Linked DNA regions of Mus musculus: all the other regions are linked to region 3. Evidence: chromatin loops called from intact Hi-C (ENCODE). Cell type or tissue: gastrocnemius. All regions are shown on one strand. Each heading gives the region's core, and the rest is flanking DNA. Links, peaks and the distances in the headings are about the cores only.

Region 1 (10,087 bases), core at 1,494-9,493, 100 kb before region 3:
ATTTCCATGACTTGCCATGTGGTGCCTCAGTGATTCTGGGTAACAACGGTTTCATCTGGATCTACCCAACACCTGAGCACAAGGATGAGGATGCTGGGGGCTTCATTGCTAACTTGGAGGTGAGTGAACATCATCTTGGCATTCAGTGAGCGCTTTTACCTGCTGCGCCCTGTTGCCTTTTAGTGTATCAATAGTCTTGTGCCACCGAGGATGCTTTCTGAGAAATTAGTGTAGAGCACTCTTAAGTGAACTCACAGAGATGTTGCAGCATCTCAGCGGTGGTGTCTTGGGAAGCCACCTCTCTGCGTGAGCTGCAGATGGTTGCTTGTGGCTTGTGGTTTGCTCGCTGTCTGATGCAGTGCCTGCAGAAATGGCTGTGCTTTGAACAGGTCTGAGCTAGTTATTCATGAGCACTTAAGAGTCTCCTCTTCTGGGCTGGAAAAATGGCTCAGTGGTTAAGAGACTGCTCTTCCAGAGGTCCTGAGTTCAATTTCCAGCAACCACATGGTGGCTCACAGCCATCTGTCATAGGATCTGATGCCCTCTTCTGGTGTGTCTGAAGACAGCAACAGTGTATCATGTGACTAAAATAAATCTTTTTTATTTTGTTTTGTGGGGTTTGTTTTTTGTTTTTTATTTTTTTGGTTTTTTTGGTTTTTTTCCAGACAGGGTTTCTCTGTGTAGCTCTGGCTGTCCTGGAACTCACTCTGTAGTCCAGGCTGACCTCGAACTCAGAAATCCACCTGCCTCTGCCTCCCAAGTGCTGGGATTAAAGGCGTGCACCACCACCACCCGGAAAAATAAATAAATTTAAAAAAAAAAAAAAAAGGGTCTCCTCTTCTCTGAAGAGACAGACTCGGTGGCTTTGAACTTGAGCTTTGCTGGTGAACATCGCAAAGTTGCAGGGTAACAGCCAAACAGCCACTGCAGAGGTAACAGGGAGCGCGGAGATGGCTCAGTTGGTAAAGCACTTCCATTGTGAGCATGAGGAAGTGGGTGACAATGTCAGGTTTGGAGGTGTACATGAAATCCCAGCACTGGGGAGGTGGAGGTAGGACCACCCCTGGGACTTGCCGATAAGACAAAGGAGGTGGATGGCGTTCTTAGGATGATGCTCAAGGTTGGCCCCTGACCTCCACGTGCATTTGAACTTAGGAGCATATGCATACATGAAGTTGTACGTGTACACATTTAAAAAGTGAACAATTCCACGGTTTGTTGTTTGGGGGACATGAGGTTCCATGGTGGAAATGTGATTTCTCTCTTCTGTGGCTTCTGTGGCTGTTTGCTTATCTGATCCTGTTTGTATTTTTTTTCCCTTCCTCTTTGTGTCCTTGTGTAGCCCGTAGCTCTTAGTGATCGAGAGGTGATCTCCCGGCTTCGGAACTGTGTAGTCTTGCTGGTAACTCAGAGAATGATGCTGTTCGACACCAGCATCCTGTACTGCTATGAGGCCTCCCTTGCGCATCAGGTACCCAGACTCCTCCCTGCGTGTGAGCTGCTCCTGTGTTTCTTCAGTGTTCCACTTTGTTTCCCATAACCCAGGCAGGAACTGGCCTGGAGGCAACCTTAATGAGTCCCTGCCATATTCATATTCCTGGGATATTTCCAGTCTTCTCAATGTCTAGCCCCATGCTAGGAATCTGATTTAGGATGGAGATGCCAGACAGGATTTTTTATCATAATAGCTTTCTACAGTTATCATGCCTGTCCCAAAATTCAGACATCTTTTACTTGACTTTTTTTTTTTTTTTTTTTTTTTTTTTTTTAACGTTAACATCATCTGGTGACTGACAGAAGAGCTCTGATGTCAGCTCTCTGAGAGCACCTTGCTGTCTGGCTTTCTGGAGCTGGGCTTGTGTGCTTGCTTGGTCGGATTGCATAATGCAGAAGGCGTATACTAGCCAGGCTTCATTCCCTCGTTCTAGCTGACTTGATGGGTATTTCTGAATGAACGAATACCGTTTCCTATTTTCTTCAGATCAAGGATATCTTAAAACCGGAAGTAATGGAGGAGATCATGCTGGAAACACGCCAGAGGCTTTTGGACCAGGAGGGATGAGGCCGAGAGCTGAAGGATGGGACTGGGCACCCCCTGGGCCAGTTTTGGGAGTGAAAACTCTGCCATGTGGTCCCCAAGGAGCATCTGACAAACACATTCCTCACCTGCAGTGGGGCTGCAGAGCCAGGCCTGTCTTTCTGTTCTGAGAGAAAACTAGGGGGAGGTAATGGTGGGTTGGGCTCTTGGGTCCCAGTAGTTTTAGGTCTTTCAGAGCACAGTGTCCCGGCCTGATGCTGACTTACCTTGGAATAACTTGGAGAATTTATGACTTCCAATCACCCCACACAATGTAATGCCCCATGAAACTGTCCTGGTAGAAAACATGGTGACCTGGGGATGTATCTCAGGAGTGGACCACTTCCTAAAATGTGCAAGTTCCCAAGTTCCATTTCCAGCCTTACCCTAACCCCAGAAAAAAGAAAACCAAAGACAAAGACATGGCAGTGCCATCGAGAATGGTCTCTTTCCACTTCCGCTCTGTCTCCTTTAATGCACAAGTGTGTGGTTGGAGAGAAGGTGGTGGAGTCAGGCCAGAGTCAAGTGGATATGAGAATAAAGGGAGGGCTGGTGAGATGGCTCAGTGGGTAAGAGCACCCGACTGCTCTTCCGAAGGTCAGGAGTTCAAATCCCAGCAACCACATGGTGGCTCACAACCATCCGTTACGAGATCTGGCGCCCTCTTCTGGAGTGTCTGAAGACAGCTTCAGTGTACTTACATATAATAAATAAATCTTTAAAAAAAAAAAAAAAAAAAAGAGAATAAAGGGAGGTAGCAGCCTTTGTTGGAGTCTCACCGCGTGTTCCGTCTGCTGACAGGTTCGAGGGATCCATACCCTCTACCTGGGCTTCCTTCCCCTTGTGTGTGAGCTGTTTCTTTAGCATCTCAGGTCCTCCTTCAGCATGTCCACCAGCAGGAACTGGCTGGCCTTTTGTGTTTTTCCCGCCTGTGAGAGTGGTTTGTAAAAAGCTGAGCCACTGGTGATGACGGAGAATAAATATTCTGGGCAAATAGTGGTTTCTGATGCTCTGATAAGAAAACAGAAAAAAACGAGCCAGGCGTGGTGGCACATGCCAGCACTGGGGAGGCAGAGGCAGGCGGATTTCTGAGTTCGAGGCCAACCTGGTCTACAAAGTGAGTTCCAGGACAGCCAGGACTATACAGAGAAACCCTTGTCTCGAGAAAAAAAACAAAAGAAAAAAAAGGAAGGAAAAAAAAAAAGAGAGAGAGAAAACAGAAAAACGAGTTGGGAAAAGCCAAGTTCTGTGTAATTGAAATGGTGATGTATTAACTTTTCAATAGTGATTCAAAGGGGACAGGATACAAGTCCTTGGCATAGAGTGCAGGTTTCCATGCTTGCTTTCCTTCTGACAGTTTAAAATGGCCTCGCCAGCATGGTAGGTAGCACGGCCTGTGATTCCATATGGGGACAGAAGCAGGGGATGAGGCCAAGCTGGGCTACAGAGAGTGGCTCACTAAACATTACCCATAATGGTGCCCTGAGTTACACTTCTTCAGTTAACATTGTTTTTCTTTCATGTTTATTTATGTGCATTGGTGTGAGTGCATGTGTATGGAAGTCAGGACAACTTGGATGAATCCGTTCTTGCCTGCCATGTGGGTCCCAGGGGCATCAGGCGTGACAGTAATCACTCTAACCCATGAGCCATTAAACTGGCTCAAAACATTTTTACTGAGGCTAGGGATGAAACCTAGCGCCTTGTTTATACTACTAGGCAAGGGCATCACTGAGCAATGGCCCAGTTAATTAACATTCTAAAAATTTGTTTGGATGCTGGGTATGGTGGATCTCTTGAGTTTAAGTCCAGCCTGGTTTACATAGCCAAGGTTATATAGAGACTGTCTCAAAAAACCAAAACAGCTGGAGAGTGGTGGTACACCTTTAATCTCAGTACTCTGGAGGCAGAGGCAGGCAGATCTCTGAGTTTGAGGCCAGCCTGGTCTACAGAGCAGGTTACAAGACAGCCAGGGCTACACAGAAAAACCCTGTTTCAAAAAAAAAAAAACCAACAAAAAACAACAATCAACCCAAAATAAATAAAGGCCCCAAACAACAAAAAATAATTTCATAAATGTGTACTGTATATTTTGATCATGTCCATCCCCCCAGTTTTCCAGGCCCAACTCTTCCTGGACCTCCAACAAGTCCCCCTTCCAACTTCCTTTCTTTCTATCTTTAGTTTTTTATTTCTTTTTTGGAGACAGGCTATTTCTATGTAGCCCTGGCTGTCCTGGAACTCACTATGCTAACCAAGCTAGCCTCAAGCTCACAAGAGACTCACCACCTTTCACCTTCCTCTTCTAGGTGCTGGGATTAAGATGTGCCTAGCTTTTGTTTGTTTTGTTTTTTGTTTTATATATATATATATATATTTTGTTTGTTTTGTTTTGTTTTGTTTTTTCACACAGGGTTTCTCCGTGTAGCCCTGGCTGTCCTGGGACTCACTCTGTAGACCAGGCTGGCCTCGAACTCAGAAATCTGCCTGCCTCTGCCTCCCAAGTGCAGGGATTAAAAGCGTGCGCCACCACTGCCTGGCTTGTTTTTACAATTTTCAATAATCTACCCACTCTAGTTAGGGCTGCCCAGTCTGTCCTGGTGACAGGAGCTAACTCATCTAACATAGCAGTTGTCATGTGAAGTCACATCGTATCCACAGCAGGAACAGGTGAATGCCTGTGCTTGCCTTTCTCTTCTGTACCCAGCCCAAGCTCTAGCCAGTGAAATGATGATGCTGCTTCCCACCTCACCCCAGTCTAGAAGCTGACAGTACAGCAGTCTGGAGGTCCGTTTCCATGGTGATTCAAATCCTATCACATTTACAATCAAGATTAATCATCATAGCACCATCGCTAGACAACTTTGCATATGTGTGTTTCTGAGACAGTGTTATAGATGACAACTTTTAATTTAACCCATGTTTGAGGGATCCACAGATAACTGAATTCCCTGAGTCTGCAACTTCAGGTGGGTTTGCCTTTCTCAAATTTCAGAAGTTTCCAGGTTGTCCACCTCTTTTTTTTTTTTTTTTTTTTTGAGAAAGGTTTCTTTGTGTAGCCCTGGCTGTCCTGGCACTTTTTAGACTAGGCTGGCCTCAAACTCAGAAATCCACCTGGCCTCTGCCTCCCAAGTGCTGGGATTAAAGACATGTGCCACCACTGCCCAGCAGTTGTCCACCTCTTACGGGGCTGGGAATGGGAGCCTGTCTCTTTGTCCTTACCTGTTTCTCCCAAGCTGTTGGCAAGACACTGAAACCCAAAAGCATCTTCACTGGATATGTGCTTTCATAGCCCAGCAGAGGGCACTGCTGGCAAGCTTAACTACAGTTGGTGTAAGAAAAACCTGAAATTTTGTTACTGAGCTTTGCTTTATGAAAGTAAGGATAAAATTAGATTGAATTGAACAACTTTTAATGAAAGTTATATGAGCTGTACAAGATGCATCAAACATTGCTTTAAAGCCGAGGTGAACTGCTGGGAGGCAGAGACTGACAGACCTTTTATGAGTCACAGGACAGCCTGGTCTATAAGATGAGTTCCAGGACAGCCAGGGTTGTTACCCAGAGAAACCTTGTCCCAAAAAACCCAAACTAAGCCAACCAACTAAAACCTGTCAGATACCTGCTGCGCTCTGCATTCTGCAGTTTGAACCCTTAAAGGTTTTCCAGTGTTAAAAAGTAGTGTATCTTATTTGTCACGGTGCCTCCTAGGCAGTCAGCTTGGTCAAGATGGCTGAATATATCCTTCCCAGCCAGCAGTCATCAGAAACTCAGTGAAGTGGATGGTGAACACAAGCTTCATACCTTTTTTTTTTATTTTATAATTTTATTTTTTTTTAAAGACTTATATGTGGTATAGTGTAGCTCTTTTCAGACACACCAGAAGAGGGCATCAGATCCCATAATAGATGGCTGTGAGCCACAATGTGATTGCTGGGATTTGAACTCAGGAACTTCGGAAGGTCAGGCAGTGCTCTTAACCACTGAGCCATCTCTCCAGCCCATGGGTTTCTAATGTGGTGGGAACCACCTTCTTTCGAGACTAAAGCTTTCAGATTCTGACAGCTCTTTTGGACCCACCAGCCAAGGTGCAGCAGGATGTGTCAGTCGTGGGTCTCTTTCATGCCCTTTTTCTTACAGAAACCAGTTGAAACACTCAGATTGGCATCCACACAGACTTGCACTTGCCCTCTCCAGCTTGCCCTGGTGGCTCACAACCATCTGTAAAGAGATCTGACACCCTCTTTTGGTGTGTCTGAAGACAGCTACAGTGTATTTACATATATATGTAAAATAATAAATCTTTAAAAAAAGAGAAAGAAACCCATGAAGAAGGAAGGAAGCTCGGGACCAGAAGGCCAAGCTTCAGTGCCAGTTCTTCACTATCCTGCAGCATAAGCATCCACGCGCTGGCCTGAAGAAACAAACAGTACTAAGACACACGAGGAGGAGTCTAGCTGCAGAATATGCTAAACTTTTGGGCAAGACAATGAAGGAGACCAAAGAAAAACCCCAGGGACAGATTTCCAGGAGATGTAGACTGTCCACACCGAAAGCCTCTCAAGTCAGTCAAAAATAAGTCTTTAGGAGGAACAGATAAGCTGGATGGTAGTAGTGCACACCTTTGATCCCATCACCAGAGCGGCAGGCAGGCACATCTCTGATTTGGAGGCCAGCCTGGTCTACAGAATGAGTTCCAGGACAGCCAGAGCTACACAGAGAAACCCTGTCTCAAAAAAGAGCAAATCCAAAAAAAAAAAAAAAAAAAAAAAAAAAAAAAAAAAAAAAAAAAAGTACTTCTCTTGGAGGAAAATTACAAGTGGGGCTTGGAGCTTATCTGAAAGAAAAGTGGGGTTGAACGCTGATGGTATGGGAGAAGGGTTCTTCTGCACAGCCCTGCAGTGAGGGGAGAGGCACGCCTGAGGCTGGGAAACCAAGGGCAAATTCATCTCAAGAATACCGGACAGTAAGCAACAATGTCCCTTGCTTTTAGGTGAGGAAGCCAATTTAGAGGAGAAACTGACACGAGTCCCAGGCAATTGAATGAAGGACGGGATGCAGCTTTAAGAGGGTGCCAAAGCCAGGTGTGAGCCCAGGGTGGAACAGCTGAAACTCCTGCTGACCCAGGAGTGTAGTTTGCTGCACTGAGACTGATTGTCTTCTAAGGGTGTATGGGTATTTTGTCTGCTTGTATGTCTCTGTACCACATGGTGTGCCAGGTCCCCTCCAAGGCCAGCAGGGCATCAGATCTCTTGGAGTTACATGTGGTTGTAAGTTACCATGTGGGTGCTGGGAATTAAAACCTGGGTCATCTGGAGGAGCAGCCAGTGCATTATAGCAGCTGAGCATCTCTGCAGCTCCCAAACTGATCTTTGGATCACTGCTTCTTTTGCCAACCGACTGCCTGCTTCTGCCTTTGTATTCCCGCAGGGTAAGAAGCACTATTCAGTGCTGTAGGCCAGCAGCAGCAGCAGGAACGGGTGCTTAGGAAATGGGTGCCCATTACCAGGAATGGTGGTGTAGCCACTTTGGTAGGGCACTTGCCTGGCATTCTTGAGGCTCTAGGTTCCATCCCTAGCACGGCTTACACCAGGCTTGGTAGAACATACCTGTAACCCCGGCCCTTGTGAGCTGGTTGCAGAGAGATCAGAAGTGCAAGGGCACTCTCAGAGATTAAGGGCAGCCTGGGCTGGAAATCCTCTCAAAAGCCCAAACTGAGTAATGTTAGTTCAAGAAATAGTTATTGAAGAGTTGCAGTTCCAGGTGCTGAAGGGTGGTTCAATCAGGAGCACTTACTGCTTTTGCGGATGATCTGGGTTTGGTGTCCAGCTCATAACTATGTCTCATCCAGGGGTTCTGATGCCCTTTAGAGTCTGTTAGCAACAGACATGATAGTGGTGCACATAAAGTCAGTCAAGTACACATACATGTTTATAAATAAAATATCTTTTTAAAAGTTGCAATTTGCTTGTTTATTTAAAGTTCAACCAGAGAATGAAAAATGTGGGTAGGGAAAGGAAATGGTTAAAGCAGGGACAGGAATTAAAAAATAGACTATTCAAAAGAAAGAAATTGGGGCTGGAGAGATGGCTCAGCGGTTAAGAGCACTGACTGTTCTTATGAAGGTCCTGAGTTCAAATCCCAGCAACCACATGGTGACTTACAACCATCTGTAATGTCATCTGGCACCCTCTACTGGTGTGTCTGAAGACAGCTACAGTGTACTTACATACACATAATAAATAGGGGGCTGGTGAGATCGCTCAGTGGTTAAGAGCACTGCCTGCTCTTCCAAAGGTCCTGAGTTCAAATCCCAGCAACCACATGGTGGCTCACAACCATCTGTAACGAAATCTGATGCTCTCTTCTGGAGTGTCTGAAGACACACTACAGTATACTTACATATAATAAATAAATAAATATTTTAAAAAAAGAAAAAAAAAAAGAAAAATTACAGTCATCAGGGTGAGCATAGATAGATAATCAGAGAAGCCAGGACACCTATTTGAAGACTGGCCGTACAATTTAAGAGAAACCTGGACAGCCAAACTGCAATTCAAATAATGTGACAATCATATTATTCTGTGAGTGAATTTATAAACTCCAGTTCTAAATCTGGGCACAAATTTTCATTTGCTTCACAGTATTTCAAGTGACTTTTGTTTCTGTTGTTTTGTTTTGTTTTGATAACAGTGTAGTCCGGGCTGTCCTGCAACTTGCTCTATAGACCAGGCTGGCATCGAACTCACGGAGATCCGTCTGCCTCTGCCTCCCGAGTGCTGGCATTAAAGGCGTGGGTCACTATCACTCAGCCACATGACTGTTCTTTACTAATCAAAATGCCATTTTCTTTGTTGAACAGTTATTTGGTACTGAGTGCTTCGGTAGAAAAGCCATGCTTTAGAGCAAGAAGTAGTGACTTTTAAAGGACACTTCAACCACAGCGATGAATGCTTCTCCATCTGTGTTGTGGGAACAGCATTGCATGTGGTAAAGCATTTAATGTAAAAGTAGGGATAGTGTGAGTGCTGTGATGAGTGAGCCCCTTTAGAAATGGGTCGGTCCCAGTAATAGGGACAATGATAACTAGGGGACCAGAGGATGAACTCTCCAGGTGTGGGGTAGTTTCTCAGACTTTTGAGGTCTGATAACCTGGACAAATTTCGACTTACCTTGAGTTTTAGGAGGACACGTGTCTCACCTGTGAAAGGATTCATAATAAAACAATCATACACGAATGCACGATCTCGCCTGGCACACTGAACAAATGCTGTTTCTTCAACCTCCTATCCCAAAGGATCACTCTCTCAATACTTCTTTCCAGGTTCCCATATTTGGGGCTTTCCCTAGTGAAGAGGAGATAACGCACCGGTCATCTTGATTTCTAGGATCGAGCCAAAGTTTCTCCCCTAACGAAACTCAAAGAAGTAATCCAACTCCGGTTCTGGAAAACTCCAATCCGTAGTTTTCCCCTGTCTCTGAATCTCCTGCGGTCTAGCTACTAGAGCAGTGAAGACTTCGGCTGACCAGAGTCCACCGTCTCCCAGCAGGCGGGGCCAGTTCTCTGTAGCTATGGGAGCTGGAGGCTTGGGCCTCTGCGAGCAGCCTATGGGCGCCGGGACTACAAGTCCCAGCATTCCTCGTGGCACCACCGATCGCTGCTAACTGTCGGCTCTCGCGCTCACTGGCTAACTGGATGGTGGTGAGGGTTATCACTGGTTATCGAAGACCAATGACAAAGAAGAAGGGGCGGGCGCTTCCTCATCTCTCACCTTGAGCTCAGAAAAGCTACCTTTAAAAGGTCGTGCGGAGCCGGGTTGTCGCAGGCAGTGAGGCTGGAACCCGAAGGTGCGGCGGCGTGTGGGAGACCGGCGCCTGTGGTCTATCGGACCTCGCTCGGGGAATTCCGGCGTCGCTGGGGGCGGGATCGGGGGCGGGGCCTGGCCTCGTTGTGGCGCGGCTCGTAATCCATTATGGCGGCCTCGGGGGTCGGTGTCTCTCCCTGAGAGG
Region 2 (10,087 bases), core at 1,358-9,357, 64 kb before region 3:
ATTAATAATTCAATACATATTCTGGTGGGTTCTCATAGTCTACCAGGTTTCTCAACCTCAACCTTAGTTGTCCTGATTGCTAAGTGCCTGTGCAGCTTGTTAGAGGAACTGCTGTCATCAGAACTGGGTAAAGAAACAGTTGTGAGGCGACAACAGATCCACCAGATTGAGTTTGTGGGGTGGAGACAGTGGGTGCAAGCCGCTGCCGCCCACGACCAGTTTCCCAGGCATCTGGAAGTTTGAGCTTGTGAGGGCCTGGGAAGTGGTGTGCGTTGGTGCATAGGCAAGAATGTGACCATTGCATTCCCGACACATACCATGAACACTTGTTACCCCTCTCTACAGCAGTTCACAGCTATGCTGAACAGCATCAGCCTACACAAGGACAGCATGGGAAGCGCCCACTGTGGGCCTTGGTAGAGAAGGACACTCACAGATAGATTCAGAGAGAAGAATGCCAAGTGTGCAGTGTCTTTGGCCAGGATAGCTATGGCAGGCATCAGGGGGCCACAGAGGTGGACATCCAGGTGTTACCCCTCGGAGGAGAGTGTGCCCTGTGGAGTGAAGTGCAGCAGTGCAGGGTCCCAGGCTTTCCTTTCCCAGTTGAGAGTTTCCACTACATCTGCTCAGCACATTGTGGTGCTAGTGTGCCTTTGATGGCTTAGGATCTAGAAAAAGGTGATAGCCAGTGCTGCAGCCTCCGCCTCTAGCCTTCATGCCCATGCCTGTGTGCAAGTGAGCCCTATAGAAGAAACCCTACATCTGTGGCTGCCGGCAGGGTGTCATCATGGCTGCTCCCCTGCTGCCCTCTGGGTCAGCTCACTTTTCCTCTGCAGCCACCTGGTCTCTGTAACTTTATCAACATCCTTTTCTCCAGGTCTCTCCCTTAGTCAGTGCTGATCTTAGGTATGAGTGGAGTTCCAGCCCCTCTGCAGCCCTGGCAATCCTGTTTGCTGTAGCCGTCCTTTTCCTGGTAGCATAACCTTGTGTCTGCCTTCTGTTCTGTCCCAGACCAGAAGTCACACCAGTCCTGCTGGAACTCACTTTGTAGACCAGGTTGTCCTTGAACTCAGAAATCCTCCTGCCTCTGCCTCCCAAGTGCTGGGATTAAAGGCATGCGCCACCACTGCCCAGCAGCTCTAGGCTTTTAATTCTGGAAGAGCTGCAGATTGTATCCGTCCTCAGACCAGCCACAGTTCAGCTCTCCAAAACCCAGTAACATGTGCACGTATGTGTGTTCACTTTTTCAAACTGAGCATGGCCTTTGAGCAGAAGTTACCACCTTCTTTGGCCAGGGAGTAGTGATGCACAGCTTAAATCCCAGCACCAGAAGGCAGAGGCAGTTGATCTCTGAGTTTGAGGACAGCCTGGTCTACAGAGCAAGTTCCAGCACAGACAGGGCTACACAGAGAAACCCTGTCTCGAAAAACAAAACAAAACAAATTTGCCACTGCTTTGGAGCAGAGATAGTTTTTATATAGAAGAAAATATTAAAACACACTTTCTAACATGAAATTCAGTCATCAAAATGCATACTAAGGGGCTGGAGAGATGACCCAGTGGTTAAAAGCACCGACTGCCCTTCCAGAGGTCCTGAGTTCAATTCCCAGCAACCCACATGGTGGCTCACAACCATCTGGAATCAAATGTCCTCTTCTGGTGTGTCTGACAGCTAAACTGTCCTCATATAAAATTTTTAAAAATGTATACTAAGGAGATCTGTCTAGAACAAATGATTTGGCTGAATTAACTAGTAGATGGCAAGATCCCATCTTTAAAGAAAGGGGGGGGGGAAGACAATTAAACTTAAAAGCTTAAAAATATCCATAATAGCCGGACAGTGGTGGCTCTCCCCACATGCCTTTAATCCCAGCACTTGGGAGGCAGAGGCAGGTGGATTTCTGAGTTCCAGGATAGCCTGGTCTACAGAGTGAGTTCCAGGACAGCCAGAGCTACACAGACAGACCCTGTCTCGAAAAACAAACAAACAAATAAAAATTCATGATAATTTTATTTACTGGTTGATAATATCAGGGGGATATGAGAACGGGAGCTTGCATGGAAGCTCAGGCTGCCCCTAAAGTAGTTTTGGGTTCAAGTGATCCTCCTGCCTCAAACTCCCAGTGTTGGAATTATGAACACATACCAGCCACATCATTCTGTCTTCCCTGTCCTCTTCCTTTTTCCATGAAGTTGTTCATTTAGCAAAATACCCTTACTTCACAGGTTCTCCAACTGAGAATACACAATTAGTTATCACTGCCTGTGGGTGTGGGGAGGGTCTCTCACCAAGCAAACTGTCCTAATAAGCTCTATGCTACTAACAGAGGCAGTCTGCTCCATGCTTTCCACGAAGTTGTTCATTTAGCAAAATACCCTTACTTCACAGTTTCTCCAGCTCCAACAACCAGGTGACCCCTCCCCTCCCTGCCCATCAAAAGTCAGCATCGGATTTTTGGAAAAAGTGTCACATGGATCATGACATTTTTCTGGTAATACTGGGGATGGAACCACGGCTGTACATGCAAATTAAAAGTGTGTTACCACTATGCTACCTGTATCCTGACCACTCATAAAGATCTTCTTCACTAGATTTTTCTCCCTCACAGCCAGCTCTGTTCTTTTCCCAAGCATGTCTCTTAACATGGGAGAGTGTACCCTGGACACCCCTCAATAAAAACTGCCTGGTTCCTGCAAGCAGGAGAGCTTAGAGGGTCCCCTCCTCAAAGCTGTAGTTTTATTTATTTTTATTTATGTGTATGTGCTTGCTTGTCTGTATGTGTACCATGTGTGGGCAGTGCCCACGGAAGCCAGAGGAGTGCATCAGATCCTCTGGAGCTGGAGTTGCAGGTAGTTGTAAGTGCCCGATGTGGAGCTGGGAACTGAACCCAGTCCTCCATGTCACACACCACTCCCAGCTTCCCCCTTTCCCTTTGATTTTTGGTGGGCAGGGAGGGGAGGGGTCACCTGGTTGTTGAAGTTGGAGAACCTGTGAAGTAAGGGTATTTTGCTAAATGAACAACTTCGTGGAAAGCATGGAGCAGACTGCCTCTGTTAGTAGCATAGAGCTTATTAGGACAGTTTGCTTGGTGAGAGACCCTCCCCACACCCACAGGCAGTGATAACTAATTGTGTGTTCTCAGTCTCATTAAGCTCCTACCCTAGTCTCATCCAGATGCCCTGGGAACCCTCAAATCAGCCAAGTCACAGTGGTCAAAAAGGGTTTTGGATCTGGCTAGAGGAGTAGTAGTAAGTTTGGTACTGGCCAGGATGGTCAGTCGTGGTGGATTGAGGGGTCCCTGTGCTCAGGGATCCATTCTGAAAACATGGATTAAATACTTGTGTTGGAAGCGATACCTGACTTTCTCTTCAGAATCCTTTTGAATTAAACTAGAACCCCAATTGCAGCTCATGTGCAACAATGGCATTGAACAACTGAAGTACTAGGGGGCGGGGGCGCTAGTTCTGTCGCTCTCAGCCCTGCCCATACAGCAGTTGATGGGAAGTGGCCTTATGGGAGTGGCTTAGAAAGGTGTTGCCAGTGCTCATGGAGCCTCCTCAATATAGAGAGGACTGGGGACATAGATGTGTGGATACGGTATGTGCAGCACAATTCTTTGAGATGGGAATATGTACAGTGGAGAGGCCAGGGTCTTTTTCAGTGAAATTCAGCAACAGATATAAAGAGACAGACAGTGCTTAGTGTGTGACCAGATCAGCAAGCTGTAACATGATGGGGAATTACAAAGTTCATAAAGACCAAAGGCTAACTAGAGCAGGTTGCTCCATGGGCCGCCCAGTCAGTTGTTGTTTAACTTTTATAGAATGTAACTTCCTTGCCTTGTGAAAGCACAGTGGGCATTGAGTTTGGAAAGCTGAACTGTCCCTGTCTTTACTGCATTTCATTTCAAGGTTCTAGGGTTATTGATATACAGCCCCCTGCCACCAGTCTCACCCCCTGTGCTGCTTTGTGTAGTTGACAGATACAGACAGCATGAAATTGCCATACATTCTGGACACAGGACAGTCCTATCAGTCACCCTAAAAATTCCCTGTATGGGCATCTGTGGGCATCCCTTTCTCTACTGATCTGTTCCTGTAGCTCTGCTTTTCCCAGAATGGAAAGTCATGCACAATGACTTCTGAGCCTTGCATATTTAACGCATCAGAATGAGCCCTGTTCTGGCTGAGCTGTGCTTCTCTGGGTGGGTGTGGTAGGGTGTGAGCACCCTGGGGTGGATGTGGCCTGGTGTGAACTGTACTCTTCAGGTGGATGTGTATAACACAGGCATCCACTTAGCAGCTGCAGGGTGGTGCTCCAGGTTCTCAGCTCAAGGATGGACTAGCAGCTTTTGCTGCTCCATTCCTAACGGTTGTGATTCTTTATTTCTTTAACCCTAGAAGATCATTATGATATATAATGTGTGCCAGGTGGTGGTGGCATACCCTTTAATCCCAGCACCTAGGAGGAAGAGGCAGGTGGACCTCTGAGTTTGAGGCTAGCCTGGTCTACAAAGAGATTTCCAGGACAGCTAGATCCCAGGTACACAGAGGAACTCTGTCAATTTTTTGTATTTTTTGCATTTTATAGGAGAGAAGGGCAGAAGCCCATGGTTCCAGACCTTAAAACATCAAGCCCACTCTTCCTCTGCTACAGTTCCATGCTGCAACCCCTTGGGCAGTTCACTGGCAGTGTAGCCCGAGCTAACACGGGAGTGAGGGGCACAGGATGGCTCTTCCAGATGGGGATAGGTCATCTCTCTAACTGGAGTTTGCTTATTAAAGCAGGACTCACTGGGCGTGGAGATGGCTCAGCTGGTAGAGGCACTTACCACCACACACGACGACCTGAATCCTACACCTACACTCATTCAAAAACAAGAGGTTTCCTGTTGCAAAGCTTTCAATAAGACATGGCTAGGTGTTGTTTCTGCACCATGCTAGGATCATATTCTAGACTTCCCACTTGCTAGGCAGGTGCATGCTGCTGTGCTACACTCCAGCTGCGACTTCAGATTGTGCTAGGCCTTGTCACCCTTTCAAATGTGACACAGCCACTTAACTGTGGAGCATGCACTAAAACCATTCACCACCTGGTGGCGTTTTCTTAGAAAACAAAATTAGATGTTAGCATTGAGTATTAGGAATAGAATTGATTAGGAGCAGTTTGTATTCTGTACATTTAAAGTGCAAGATTTTGGTTTTTGTTTGTTTTGTTTTCTTGGCTCCGTGAGATACTGAGCTGTCAGAACATAGACATACTCGTTCTTTTAGGCAGCTATCACACTCATATGAACTAACTGGTGCTGAGCTGCTCAGAGCTTCCCAGTGTCTACATTCAGAAGTCTGGGCTTACCAGGAAGACGAATGCGTCCATAAAGAAAATTCTGTGGGTGTTTCTTCAGAACCTGGTGTGTAGGGAGAGCAGCGGACACACTAGTTCTCCTGGGTAACGGGTGTGTGTTTTGACTGTTATGTGTTACCTACACACATCTGTGATCCCAGATTCACTCCTGTTCCCTGGTGCCACCCAGCACCTCACATGTCATCCTCACACTCCAGCTTCATCTGCATAGTTGATGCCCTTGCCACCCTTTCCCAGATGGCTGCCTGGGATCCCATTGTGCTAACTATGAGCAGTGTTCATCTCTCCATTTTCAGACCCCAGCTTGCTGGAATCTCTGGGTAGTGATGGCCACTTCCTGCCTGTTTAATTTAAGGCTCATAGGCTGAACACCATGAGCACTTGTCTCTGTTCACCATCTTGACTCAGAATCCTGCTTGTCCTTTCATGTCATGCTGTAACTGGATAATTACTGTGTGTGTTGGACAGAGACACAGGCCAGGAGGTCTGGAGGAGCCACCAACTTATTTAGAATCATTTCAGATCCCTTGTGTTTTGCAAAGTTGACATTTTCTCTTTGAAATTTTAAAAGAAAAGGTCCATGATAAGTAGGAAAGAAGAAAATTATCCAACAGAAAAACATAATTGGGACTTAAGTAGCAGGCGTTGATGTTTTAAACAAAAGTTAGAATCTCTTCTTGTTCACCAGACAGCCCCACTGTCCTAAGGGGATCGCAGCTGCCAGGTGAAGGACAGCCATCTGCAGTTGCAGTGATACAGTGGAGATGTGTGTGCAGCTTTTTAAGATGATTAAATGGTAGTTAATGGCAACAGTGATCAACAGAGAGGAAGGAGGAGATCCTGGAAATGCAGCTGCTGCACTTCAGAATCATTATTCATGATGATAGAACTGTGTACTATGAAAATTCCATTCACCTCTGCCTCCCTGCTGCCCCACTGGCTCCTGATTCAGAGCTGCTGATATGTAGGTGATGAGGTACCAACTCCACTTCAGAAACCCATCCAGCGAGCCTGGAGACAATGGCAAGACACCAGTCTCCAGTCCCAAAGTGTAAAGGGCCTAAGCCTGTTGAGCCCTGTCCTACACTAACCCCTTATGGAGGAAGGAGCTTATACACTTATGGAGAAAAAGTGAAAAGAACAGTTCAGGGACCGTGGGATGGAGCCGTGGGAAAAGGCAGTTGCTCTCATGTTTGAATCCCAGAACCCACATGGTAGAGAGAGATTTGACCTCCATGTGTACTGTGGCACACATATATGTGCACACACACACACACACACACATACAGAGTTAAGTGTCAATGTTTTTAAATGTCTGGACAAAGTAATGGCTTCATCACAGCATCTTCCAGAGGCAGTAGTGTATTTGTGGGTACCATGCCTTGAGTACCCAAATGAAACATAGCATAAATACTGTATGTATAGTCTCTTATGTGGAGAATGATCTTGAGTTTTTTTTAAAAAAAAATCATACTCTAAACTGGGTATGCTGGTTCATGCCTTTAATCCGAGTACTCAGGTGGCAGAGTCAGGTGGATCTCTGTGAGTTCCAGACTAGCCTGGAGAGTTCCAAGACAGCCAGGGCTACATAAATGAACCTCACTCAAAAAACAAGCACAATTCATACTGTAAACCAGGCGTGGTAGTGTACAACATGCCAGCACTCAGACAGGGAAATGAGTGTGACGCCAGCCTGAGTGGCTCTCTCCTGGAGACTGACTTTGGTGACAGTAGGGTTGGTTAGAAAACCCTTGAATGTTAGATCTTGAACATGAACATGTGTGGGATGATTAATTTAAATCTTTTTTTCCATGTAAATAGGACATAGAATTGGGTGTGTGGTCTGTGGTCTGACCTGCCCAGTGTGGGCTCTCCATTGTTCAACTGCTTCCGACTTCTGAGGGAGGGAGGGAGGGAGGGAGGGAGGGAGGACCCGTGGTACTCTTGGGCAGTTCTAATCTACCACCAGGCTGACTGCAATGGATTTCAGTGGGGAGTTAGAGATGGCTCTCCTACCTAGTGTTCATTAACCTGCAACTGTACTTAGATGCACCATTCATACTGGAGTCAAATGATAGCTTTTGTTTTGTTTTAAGAGGGTTTTGTTGTTGTTATTGTTTGTTTATATTTGGCAGGATTTCATTATGTAGACCAGGTTGGCCTCAGACTCACAGATCTGCCTACTTCTCTGCCTTTTGAGTGCTGGGATTAAAAGGTGTGTGCTACCATATCTAGCTTTGAAAATAAATAACATCTTACTATAATGAAAACTGAAAGGATGATTCAAATTCCTGCCTGAAGTATGTCTTTTATATCGCCAGCTGAGTCATTTTCTCTTAGTGTGTTCTCAGAATGTGCAATTTTGATACATTTGAAGACCAGAGAATTCCCTGAGGCATTCCTCCTCAGCCATCTAAATCTCTGCTGCCTTCTTCTTCTCTAGTCTGGAAATGAGGCTCTGGGCAGGAGATGAAAGAGGAGGGACAGGATAGCATGGTGCAGGGACTGTAGGTGTGACCTGTGTGGGGATTTAATGAGTAGTCCCTTAGGACTGACTGCTTCTACACATTTACATGTGGATGTTTTCATGTGTCTGTGCACCTGAAGATAGCATGTGAGTTAATCCTTAACATATGCAGTGGTATTTCCTCTTTTACTTCATTTTGAAAACTTCTGGCTATAACCACTAGTGAATTTCATGACCAAGGACCAATCCTAATTGGCCTGACTGATAATGACAGAGCACAGGCTGTAAAGTGTGTCCACCAGTCTTAAACCCAAGCCTTCCTTTAGCATGATGGATTCATCAGTTGCTGGTCTACTTTAAAGCATCATACCTAGGACATATGAGTATATATAAACATATACCCATGGGAGATGACTCCTGAGAGATGCTGGACTGGACTCCAGAGAAGGGTGAACCTTTCCTGAGGATGTCAGGAGGGGGAGGTTGGACTTGTCAAGACCATTTCTTTCTTTCTTTATTTTTCTTTCTTTATTTCTTTATTGTTTTTTTCTAGACAGGGTTTCTCTATGTAGCCCTGGTTGTCCTGGAACTCACTCTGTAGAACAGACTGTTCTGGAACTCAGAAATCCACCTGCCTCTGCCTCCCAAGTGCAGGGATTAAAGGTGTCTGGGGAGGGCCACCACTGTCCTGCTATTACATTCAAGCCATTAAAGGTAGTCTAGCTCTCCTGTGGAGTTGAAGACTGAAGTGAGAAGTGACCCCTAGCTTATCTTTAGGGTTGATGCTTTGTAAATTAGTTGTGTGGGGTTTCATTTGTTTGTTTTGCCTCCTTTATATGGATCCCAGGGAGCAAATGGTCGGAGGGCGCTATCTGCTGTGTGGGATACTGCTCACACTGCCTATGGGCAGCCTCCTTTCCTTTCTTTTTTTTCCTTTCTTTCTTTCTTTTTTTTTTTTTAAGAATTATTTGTTTATTTATCTTATGTATATGTACACACAATAGCTGTCTTCAGACACACCAGAAGAGGGCATTGGATCCTATTACAGATGGGTTGTGGGTCATCTGTAATAAGTTGTGGTTGCTGGGAATTGAACTCAGGACCTCTGGAAGAGCAGTCAGTGCTCTTAACAGCTGAGCCATCTCTCCAGCCCACTCCTTTCCTTTCCAACTCACACCGAGGTGTTTAATAGCAATAAGGGGAACCAAAAGATATCCTTAAATACAGAGTTCTAGAATAGCACATTTCATTTGAATAGACTTCTGGGTAGAACATTAAGTTATTGAAACTGAAAATTATAAGGATATTTTTTATTTTTAGGTCATTATTTTTAGTTTATGTATATGAGTGTCTTCCCTGCATGTATATATGTACACCATGTGTATGCAGTGCCTGAGAAGGCTAGAAGAGGGTATTGGATCTGCTGAGACTAGAGTTAGAGACAATTATGAACCACTGAGTGGATGCTGGGGATCAACACAGGTCCTCGGCAAGAGCAGCCAGTGCCCTTATCTGCTGAGCCATCTCTCCAGCCCCTTAAGGGTGTCTTCTAAGGCGAGAACTCAAAATGAACCCTGCATGCCTGTGTGTGTTTTTTGAGATAAGGTTTTTTTTGTCCTTGTGTAGCCCTACATGCTCTGAAACTCACTATGTAGTGTCTTTGAATTTACAGAGATTCTCCTGCATCTGCCTCCCAAATAGTAAGATTAAAGACTTATGCCACTAAACGTGTGCGTGTGCGTGTGCGTGTGCGTGTGTGTGTGTGCGTGCACATGTGCTTTAAGAAAATATATGCAGAGAGAGAAAATTCAGTCTGGCAAGATGGCTCAATGAGTAAAGGTACTTGCTGCCACGCCTGATGACCTGAGTTCAGTCTGGAAACCCCATGATGGAAGGAGAGAACTGGCTCCTACAACTTTTACTCTGACTTTTTCCTGTTCTCTAAGTTTTGTCTGTTTTTCAGAGCCATTTTAACTTAAAATCTACATTATTTCATGTTTTAGAAGTTCCTCTAAAGTCAGGATGAATAAGAATGTAAATAGTTGCCGGGCGTGGTGGCGCACACCTTTAATCCCAGCACTTGGGAGGCAGAGGCAGGCGGATTTCTGAGTTGGAGGCCAGCCTGGTCTGCAGAGTGAGTTCCAGGACAGCCAGGGCTATACAGAGAAACCCTGTCTTGAAACCCCCCCCAAAAAAATAATAATAAAAATAATTTAAAAAAAAGAATGTAAATAGTTTCATTTACAGACATTCCA
Region 3 (10,087 bases), core at 1,038-9,037:
TGCCAGCTCCTCTCAGACTTACCCAGCGTATGTATCATTTTATGAAGCAGAGACACAAGTGACCCCTGCACACTGACGCACCTGTCCATTCCCCATGTGACAGGGTGTTTTGGAGGATTTCACAGTGGCACATGTGGACCTGCCTCTGTCAGTGTCCTGTGGTGGCTTATACCTGTAAGCCCAATTCTTGGAGCAGTGAGGCAGGGAGATTGCTGAGTTTGAAATACAGCCCACATGACATAGTGAGCCATAGTGGAAAGATAGCAACAAAACCGAAACAAGTCTGTGATCTGTTACATTTGTTTCTCTGTGCTGGTGTAAGCATGGACAATATAATGGCTGAATTTAGTAAAGGTTACAAGCCCTTTAAAAGCCACCTTCACAGGGTTATAGCATCTCACCAGACCATACACCATCTTTGTTACGCTACTGGATTCATGCCTGTGTGTCATTCTTGCTCCACTTATTAAATTTGCTTTTCTCCTGCTTAGAGAAGTCTGTGTACCCACTTTCAGGTGTGTGGAGCCTGTGGGTCTCCTGCTTGTTTGAGTCTAGGGTGAGACTTCGGATAACTAGCTGCAGCCCTGCCTACAGTCTGTGTCTGGGAGGCTGGCACCCTTGTGATCTTTTCAGCATTTTCCTGGCGGCTCACACATTCATTTGTACCATATGAGCATCTATATAGTCCTCCTTGAACTTGCTCTTCGGACCAAGCTGGCCTGCCCCTGCCTCCAGAGCACAGGGACTAAAGTCATGTGCCACCATGCCCATCCATATGCCTCTCTGATTTCTTTCGTCTTGAGTATTCACATCCTCCTGCCTGTCTCTGGGACAGTGTGGTGTAGCACTGTGGTTTCAGTGCAGAATCAGTCTGTTACTGGTACATTTTAATTCCTTTTCTCAGCACTGATCAGATGCCTCACCAAAAGCAACTTCCAGAAGGGAAGGTTTGTGTATTTGGCTAGTCCTGGTGGGGCTGGCCTCTCGGTAGATGCTGCTGCTTGCTCATAGCCCAGAGGATGAAGAAGCAGAAAACAGGGAATACACTGGCTTTCTTTATCTCACTCCAGTACATCAGCCCATGGGACGTGCTGCCCACATTACTGGGCACGGTCTTCCCCACCCAGTCCATGCTGGAGAACCCATCACAGAAGCACCCAAGCTGCGCTTCATCAGGGAAGTGCCCTAGGTGTTTCCTAATTCAGACAGTCTAGCCACGCAACTTGCAGTTAGAGCCACTGCCCCAGCTGTGTTGGGTAAAGCTAGATGTTTATGCTGGGGAGTAGACTCTGGGGTGGTGGCCCTTTGAAAGAGCCCTCAGGCTACAAAGTGCCTTTTCCCCTGGAGCGGACAGCTTGCTCCCATCTGCTTTCTTTTTAACATAGCCAGCCAGGCTGTTTTAGGATAATCACTGAGGTCCACACTGAGCAAACATTGCTGTCTTGTCCCCAGAATCCTTTAGTCACCAGTCTCAGAACAGTGCAGCCAGGTGGATATAAGAGGCAGCTCTGTAGCTTGTGCTTAGGCTAAGTACTGCTCAGAGTGGGAAGTGTTGAGATCCCTCTGTCTAAAGGCTGGTATGTGTCTCAGTGTGGAGAGGCCTCTCCCATGGCCAGCAGCTCATCGAGCAGCTTGCTCTCTGCCCCTTCCTGGACAAGGTTCTATCAACTGTTGAAGCATTCAGAGCTTTTGGAGACTTCTCAGCCCTTGATGAGGCTTCTATCTGTAGAGAGTATATACAAGGAAGCTGTATTGGGTGGAATCGTGTCCCTAGAGTGGGAGATATGCGTCAGGATTTGGGAGGTACCACAGCTCTGGGTGGGATAGTGGGGCTCAATGCTGAAGAATGCTCCCCACATAGCTTTGCTTCGATGCAATCCTCTGATTACTTAAGAGAACATTTAAAAACAGTGGGAGGCACAGACTGGGACTGATAATGCTTATATTTTATTTCAAAATCAGCCAATCCTCAACCAACAAGTGGGTACAGAAGATCCTTCTGAAGGCCCAAGGGATCTCTGTTCTGTCCTCATGACTCCCGTTTCCCTCTTGAGGTGTTCTGTGCTTTTCTGAGGCCGTTTGGGCAGGGCTTCCTCCTGGGTGACTCTGCCTCTCTTGCCTTTCGTTCCTACTCCTGCAGCCACAGCCGTGTATTCCCGGCTCCCAAGAGCCTCAAAGCCTTTCCTTTTCTTGAAGTTTCCACAGAGTCCATTGTTCTCATGGTGAGAAGCAATAGGCTGGAATTAACCGAATGGAGCCCAGGCAGGAAGAGTTGGCCCCAGGGCCTCTAGGTTAACTGGGCTTTGCCTTCCCTGGGAGGGAACGGTGCTGTCGCCATTCTTGAGGAAGGAGCTGCAACAGGGTGGGAACAAAAGGGTTCCGAGAGGGTCTGTGAACAGCTCGGAAGACCTGGGTTCAGTTCTTAAGCACAGATGGCATGTGCCCATGGCTTGGCACCAAGGAGAGTCGGTATGGGGGTTTCTTCATGAACAGGAAGAGGCAGAGCCCTGGATGGCCATGCTGTATGCTTGTGGAGCAAGCATGGCACAGAACAAGTCCCGTAGGGTACTAGCTTCCCCTGCTTCTCTGAACACACCGTGAAATCCCCTTGCTCATCCTGATTATCACTGAAGTTCTGCTCAAAAAACTAGAGCAGGCAGAAGGCAGCCGCCAGAGTGGACGTGTGACTCTAGGAACATGGCCGGGATGGAGCCACAGTGTACCTGAGGGCAGCCGGCTGTAATATTGAATGATGCCATGTAAATTTTAGGTTGGAGAATGAGCTCAGTTATAGCTCTCTGGGGAGTGGCAGAGATGGGGAGCTGTCCCCCGAAACTGTACAGAGTACACTGTGTCTGCGATCAGCATTGAGGGGAGGGCTGTGGGCAACATTGTGTGGGTCTCAAGTTTATGGTGGGGCCACCTCACCCCTTCCTTCACCAGCTCATGTCCTAGTCTAACTTCCTGTGGCTCCAGAACGGTTCATACAGCCTCTCTAGGTGCTCTGAGGTGAGAGGGGCTTCTTCAGCCTGGAGGGTTCTGTGCTCAGAGGCAGCTTCTCACACAGAGACCACAGTTGTCACACAAGGGTGAGGAACACGTCTAGGCAAAGCTTGGTTGTCCTGGACTTTTATTTTAGTAGAATTATAGATTCAAATTTGGCTTGCCTGAGTTTAAAAAAAATGTGTGTATATCTTCTGGACAAGCAGAGAAGGGAGCTTGCTACCCCCTTGTGGTTATCTCCTTTGTAAGCCATAGAAAATAATTGTGTCTGTATTTGATTGCCACAGTGAAATAACCCGAAGCAGCTAATTCACAGAAACAGTTTTATTTAGCTCTTGGTGGGGAAAACTGAAAATTGAAGCAGCGTGGTACAGGTCCTTGGCCCAGGAGCAGTGGATTAGTGTAGTAGTCAGTCAGCTGATGAGGACAGGAACAGGCTTCTCATTGGAGAGGGACAGAAGGGCCGGGCTGACCCCTTTGTAACCCCCCCTTGTACTCTGGAGCAGGAGAACTCTGGACTCCCAGGAAGGCCTTAACCGCTCCTGAGACCACACCATTTAAAGCTTCCCCAGCACACCACACTGCTGCCTGGAGGCCATGCATACCGGCCGTCAGACAGCGGTGCCCAGCATAATATACAGCCTATGTATATCTTGGGCTTCCTCCTGCCTCCCTCTGTGCTATCCAGATGTCACCTTTGTAGTCACAGCCTGACCCTGTCTTACCAAGTATCAGCTCTCACAGAGTCCAGCACCCCCACAGCCCCCACTGTGAATTTGCTGCTGGGGCAAGTCAGGTTTAGTGCTTGCTGTGCCCAGAGCCCAGCTGTCTGTGTAGATGTGCATGGAGCAGTTCTTTCCCATAGCGCAGCAGCAGCAGCAGCAGCAGCAGCAGCAGCAGCAGCAGCAGCAGCAGCAGCAGGAGGGAACAAAGGTGGCTGCACTCCCATGGAGTGCTTTCTGCCACTGCTGCCCCAGTGCTGTAGCTCAGAGAAGCCTGAAAGTACTCCTACCTCATCTTCCTGTGTCCCATGTTGGAAAAGGCTATGCTGGCTCCTGGCCTGCAAGGTGCTGACCGAAACGTGGCTGGGTATGGAGCCACACTGTCCTCCACCCTGGTGGTAGCCTCATACTGGACACTGAGGGAAAACATTTAATTGGAGGGTAGGGACTAGAAAGATGTCTCTACAGGGTTAAGATTAAGAGCACTGGCTACTGCTCTTCCAGAGACTCCCAGTTCTAATCCCAGCACCCACATGATGGCTCACACCACTCTCTGTAACTCTAGTTACTTATCCTGGCCTCCAAGAGCACCAGGCATGCGCATGGTGCACATGCATGCATGTGATTACCATACTCATAAAACAAAAATCATTTAAAAATTAATTAAAAGTAATAAATTGGAGATTAAGGAGGGGAATGCTGGGTAGGGTTTAGCACTATCTATGCCCTGGGGCTTTTGAGTTCTACCCCTGCTAGAAGAAGCTGCTACAGGAGACTCTAAACAGTGTGTAAAGCCTTTCTTTCCCCCTAGGGTTTAGCTCTGTGAATAAGGACTGTTCCCTCTTCTTCCTCAGCTGTACGTGTCCTCCGAGAGCCGCTTCAACACTCTGGCTGAGTTAGTTCACCATCACTCCACGGTGGCTGATGGCCTCATCACCACACTCCACTACCCAGCTCCCAAGCGCAACAAGCCCACTATCTACGGTGTGTCCCCCAACTACGACAAGTGGGAAATGGAGCGCACCGACATCACCATGAAGCACAAGTTGGGTGGAGGCCAGTACGGGGAGGTGTACGAGGGCGTTTGGAAGAAGTACAGCCTCACTGTGGCCGTGAAGACCTTGAAGGTGGGTAAGGGGGTGTGTCTGCTGTGGCTCGGCAGCGCCTCAGGCCTCCTCGGCATTGGCTCTGTGTGAGGCTGAGTGTCTTCCATCTGTGGCTTTGCAGATGGTGAGCACTGCCCAGTGCTGAGGATCGGGAAAGGCTAGTTATTAGAGGACACTTGTTCTGTAGCTGTGCTCTTTCAAAGCCTGCCTTCTGTTCTTGTTGGGTGACATGGAGGCTGCATCCCTGTGGGAGCTGAGAGAAGGAGGCACAGAGGCTGAACTGGAGGAGAATCCTGAGCCGAGTCCCATGTGGACTTCTGTGGGCTGATAGGAAAGGCAGGTGTGTGGCGTCCTGGCGTGCTTTGGTTCTCTCACATGCAAACAGAAGCAAGTCCTGCGTGTCACTAGGCTGTGGCCTTCCTTGAATCACAGGGCCACACACTTCTCCACTGTTGACCCACGTGTCGTGTTTGCAGGTGGTTCATGTTCCTCCTTGAAGATACATGATCCGAGCTTGTTCCTGTGATGAGAGTGCCCCCTAGTGTTGCACTATATTGCTTGCTTGCGCATGTCTTGGATGGACTCTGATAACCTGCTCTCCACTGACTGTGTACTTGTGTCTCAGCTCAGCCGTCCAATACATCTGTCAGCCCCGGCTCTGCCAATAAGAGACAGGAAAATAGAGGCTGGGACTTTTAATTGCCATAATAACTGTTTAGAGCAAGGCTGCATTACAGAATGAAAAGCAGCTTCCAGTCATCATATTGAGCATTTTCCTTCCTTTGGCTCCGTGGCAGAGCAGCGCAGGGGGAGGAGAGGGGCAGAGGGGGGATTGCCTGGGGGACTCTTGGGCATTTTCCAAATTCAGCTTTTTAAAATGTCATGAGTTCTTCACATGTGTTTGCCAAACAGGCTCAGTCCTGGGTGCCCACATTGGACAGACATGGACAAATCCCTGATGATGGCAGCATAGGGGGTCAGGGTGGTGCCAGGCTCTCCTGTGCGGGGAGGAGCCAGTGTTGACTGCACTGGATAGAACGGTGTGAAGCACTGCTGTGAGGAAGGGCAGAGGTCAGGAGAGACACTAGGAAGCCCTAACTGAGGAGGAGGAGGAGGAGCCACTGAGAGGTAGGCACTCAGGGTGCCATGAGTTTAGCAGAGCAGAGGGTTAAAGTGCTGCTGATCCCCTGTACACCAGGCCGCAGTGCTTGGAGGGCGAGGTGCTGCTGACAGGGATTTACAAACACAGCCAGACTTTGGAAAGCATTGGGCGTCTAAGATTCAGCAAGGAGGGGAGGATTGTTTGAAACCCTTCAAGAGAGGGCAGCAAGGCCACTCAGTAGGTAAAGTCTGAGCCTGACACCTCCAGGGCTCTCTTAACCCACATGGTAAGAGAGATCTGATTCCCACCACACGTGTGCCATGACACACACTCTTCACACAGCACAAACAAATATATGTAAAAATCAGGACATTAAAGAAGGTGGGGGTTACACAGCTGGAAGGCCCCATTGACGGGCAGTGCTGCAGCTGTGCATAGCAGGAAGTCCTCCAGAGGAGGATCTGTTCTGGTGTTTTCTCTTAAGACCTCAGCAAGTTTCTGAGAACCTCCTTAGTGTATGCACCATGGTTGGTAAAGAGCACTAGGGTCTGTTGGGTGGGTACGTAGGTAATCCTGCATGGCACCTGACCAGAACAGGGCAGGGCACTCACTCTGGAGGTGTGTTAACTCAACACACACACATGCAGCTTGCTAAATAAACTGCCCCCACGCGGCCTAGCCCTGCAGGAGTGAGGCTCTGCCGTCTGCTATCCATTTCTCAGTGAGAGGCGTAAAGGATTTTGGCTCTTGACCTCCTTGGCAGAGTTGAGAACCACACAACTTACAGAAATGGTCAGTTGCTGAGTTAGTGTAGCCTAGTGCTCTGAGTGTGCGATGTACAGGTCGATACAGCAGCTCCTTCACTCGTGGTACTGAGAGACGCGCGAGCACTAAGGCATCGGCACTAAAGCTGTGGGTGCTGGAGCCCTGAACCAGGACTCAAACCCAGGCACCCAGCTCCCAAGCCCAGCTCTTCACCATCTCCCTCCTTTACAGTCTTACCTCTCAGACCCCATGAAAATAAACATAAGCCTCAGTTCTGCCCCTTAGGAAAACCTTCCTCCACATCCTGTGTGTCAGTGGTTCTCAGCCTTCCTAATGCTGCAGTCCTCAACACAGTTCCTCACGCTGTGGTGACCCCATATACAGTTACTTCATTGCTACTTCAAAGCTGTAATTTCGCTATTGTTATAAAGTGTAAATATCTGATATGCAGGATATTTGATATGTGACTCCAAAGGGATTGCAACCCACAGGTTTAGAAAGACTGCTTCGTGGACTCCCCTTGCTGTGAAACTCCTCTCAAGAGAGTCCTGCTGGCCTTCAACGACCTCCCAGAGCATTGCTTCCTCCCATCCTTAGCCAGCAGGGGGCGCATGGCCTGCTTGTGTAAGGCACTCGCTTCCCAGTGCCCGTGAGAAGACAGTATTCATTAGAAAACCTTCCAAAAGAGCCATGTGCTTGTTCCATCCCTACGGCCAGAGGTAACAGCCACTGCAATTGGAGTGTGTCCCCAATCCCTGCTGGCCAGTCACTGAAAACAAGTCTAGAGGCTGAGGATGTGGCCTGGCTCACAGTACTTGTCTAGTATGCACAGAGCCTGGGATTTGATCACTAGCATGGTCTACAGCTGGAATCTCATCTCTTGGAGGGTGGAGGCAGGGGGAGCAGGAGTTTGAGGTCATCACGTGAGCCCTTGCCTATAAAAGGAAAGACAGAAGAAAAGAAAGATTCACAGAAGAGTGGGGTGAGGGTTGTAGGTCATTAAGTTGCCAGGGTCTCACACAGCAGCAAAGCCAGGTCAGCATAACTGACAAGCCATCCTCTTAGCCTCCCTATAGCACTGACTCAAAGTTCCTGCTGTCTCCCACAAGGATGGAGCCATGCAGGCCCCGTGAAGGGAGCGGTTGAGCCTTCTTTTCCCGACAAGCATAAGCACGAGGACTAAGGAGAGAAAGGAAAATCCTCCCAGTGTTTCTTCCACCTGAGCCTTCACAGTTCTGTTTGACTGTGTAAAAGGAAAATGTCTTCAGAAGGACGCCATGAGTTAAAAAATAAGCAGAGGGACCTCAGGACCTCACAGATTACAACGAGGAGCTTGTTTGGGGTTTTTTTGTGTGTTTTGTTTTGTTTTGTTTTGTTTTTTCGAGACAGGGTTTCTCTGTATAGCCCTGGCTGTCTTGGAACTCACTTTGTAGACCAGACTGGCCTCAAACTCAGAAATCTGCCTGCCTCTGCCTCCTGAGTGCTGGGATTAAAGGTGTGCGCCACCATGCCCGGCTGTTTTTGTTTTTTAAAGATTTGTTTGTATATTATGAGTGCTCTTACCTGCATGATAGAAGAGGCCATCAGATCCCATTACAGAAGGCTGTGAGCCACCATGTGGCTGCAGGGAATTGAACTCAGAACCTCTGGAGGAGCAGTCAGTGCTCTTAACTGCTGAGCCACCTCTCCAGCTCCCTGGTCTTTTAGTTTGTCTTTTAAATTTCGATATTTAAAAACATTAGGTTACAGTTTAAATGATTAATTGAATCATGTCTAATTCCAGCAGGGGGAGACAAACTCACACTTTTTTGTGAAAGGAAAAAGACCCCACAATTGCCCCATAGGCGATGTGTGTGTGTGTGTGTGTGTGTGTGTGTGTGTGTGTGTGTGATGGAGACAGACATGCAGATAGACAGGAAGGAATGATTGCACAGGGTGTGAGTACATGTGTGAGAGGCGGTGGGGATCTGCAGTCAAAGCAAGAAGATGCTTTTAAATAATTCTGCCTTGAGATCATTGGTCTTCTGGATCAGGGTACGTGGCTCCACAACAGCTGAGATTTCTGATGATGAGCCTGTGAGGTGCACTGCTATAGAACAGAAAGGTTTAGATGTTAGACAGTATCACTGGAGAGCAGTTGTGTCAAAGCCAGTTGTATTGTGCAGCATTGGCTCCTGGCTCTGGCAGGTATCCATGGTGTGTCACCGGGTACTTCAGAGTGCTGCACACTAGAGCCAGACTCGCTTTTGGGAAGCTGAGGAACAGAAGAGACTTGAAGAGCCCAGCAGCCAGTGGTGGGCGGCATGGGATGAATGTCCTCCGCACAGCTGGGCAGCAGCAGCCGCATGCTGTGGTACATGAGAGCAGCCCATGCTGTTAAAGAACAGTAGACAGCATCTCCATAGTCTTTTAGAACCCATGTTTGGTGATAACACGTCATCACGCTGGCTCTGGTCGTGATTTGCTTCTCATTGTGGCTGACCAAAGCGGAAAAGCACCAAGAACAAAAGCACACTTAGCATGAGGTCTGATGAGGCTCTCTGCCCAGGGAAGCTGATTTTCATGAAACCTCTTCCGTACCACACAGGCAGACTCCCTGCAGACACCACATGTGGCCTACTGTCCTTGCCTCCAGAGCCTTGTTCTTGCAGCTAGGGAGACCCTGCCACTCACTGTTGCTGCTTCCTGCTTGTGGGAGTTGATTCAAAGCAACAGTGGCTTAGGTTTAAGGAGGCCGAGGAGTACAGACCACAGCCCTTCAGACTCAGCCTGGAAAGGGTCCATCTCTGGCCCTGTGTTGTGTGACCTACACAGATGGTTCTCTGCGTGCTCAGAGAGCTGCTGGTAAGACTGATTTAGAATCTGGGTGATTGACCCCCTAGTCAGTGATGATTGCTTCATTAGGTGCTCATGGCAGTGCATAACTAAGTAGCTCAGGGTCTATCTGACCTGTGAGGCACTCTGGAAAGTGGATCTCTCAAGCCAGCTGCATTTCAGATTCTTCACACTGTTTCCTCTTTTAATGTTAAGGGTGTTGGGTCAGGAAGCAAACAGTACTTGTAAAAATAGTTCTAAGACCCCACAGAAGGTCCACAGCAATACCAGGCCACTCTGACCTATGGCCCATTGACTCACTGGGCCAGACAGGATACCTGACAGGAACATCTGAAGGGAGAAAAGATCCAACTTGGCTCATGGTGTCAAAGCTTTCAGTCCACCACTGCAGAAAGCATGGCAGAGCGGCTGTTCTTTGGTGGCAGGAGTGTGTGACACAGTTGTTCCCATGATTGTAGCCCAGGAAGAGAACCAGAGACTGGGTCTGACCTTTCGAGACCTGCCTGTAATGAGAACTCCTCCCAAGCAAGCCCTAGCTCCTGAGGGTTCCACAG

The links. A loop is a pair of places that touch in the nucleus more often than their neighbours do. Peaks named below come from ENCODE experiments on the same cell type or tissue, not always from the same donor. Only the 100,000 strongest peaks of a DNase experiment are listed, where the experiment ranks them.
Region 1: it touches region 3 in a loop (7-fold over the local background); 33 of 42 quality-filtered maps call a loop at or near these places.
Region 2: it touches region 3 in a loop (4-fold over the local background); 18 of 42 quality-filtered maps call a loop at or near these places.

Annotation. Positions count from the first base shown.
Region 1 is chr2:31,678,509-31,688,595 of GRCm38, forward strand. It overlaps Exosc2 (exosome component 2), which reads left to right. Exons shown (of 9, transcript NM_144886.3): 7 at 1-119; 8 at 1,343-1,471; 9 at 1,982-2,844. The coding sequence ends at 2,062. It overlaps Gm13427 (predicted gene 13427), which reads right to left and starts at 9,961. Exons shown (of 4, transcript NR_153862.1): 1 at 9,850-9,961; 2 at 9,250-9,423; 3 at 2,857-3,006. It also overlaps a transcript of Abl1 not described here. In gastrocnemius, for the core only: CTCF peaks have their summits at 2,740 (motif pointing left) and 5,385 (motif pointing right); a DNase peak (open chromatin) is centred at 5,374; H3K4me3 peaks cover 475 bases; H3K27ac peaks cover 298 bases.
Region 2 is chr2:31,715,908-31,725,994 of GRCm38, forward strand. It overlaps a transcript of Abl1 not described here. Among named protein-coding and RNA genes, the nearest start is that of Gm13427, 32 kb to the left of the region's middle. In gastrocnemius, for the core only: a CTCF peak has its summit at 5,086; no DNase peak of the experiment used is centred there.
Region 3 is chr2:31,779,928-31,790,014 of GRCm38, forward strand. It overlaps Abl1 (c-abl oncogene 1, non-receptor tyrosine kinase), which reads left to right. Exons shown (of 11, transcript NM_009594.4): 4 at 4,580-4,852. Among named protein-coding and RNA genes, the nearest start is that of Abl1, 25 kb to the left of the region's middle. In gastrocnemius, for the core only: CTCF peaks have their summits at 3,220 (motif pointing left), 5,369 (motif pointing left), 7,293 (motif pointing right) and 8,474 (motif pointing right); DNase peaks (open chromatin) are centred at 4,812, 5,367, 7,309 and 8,584; H3K27ac peaks cover 4,303 bases.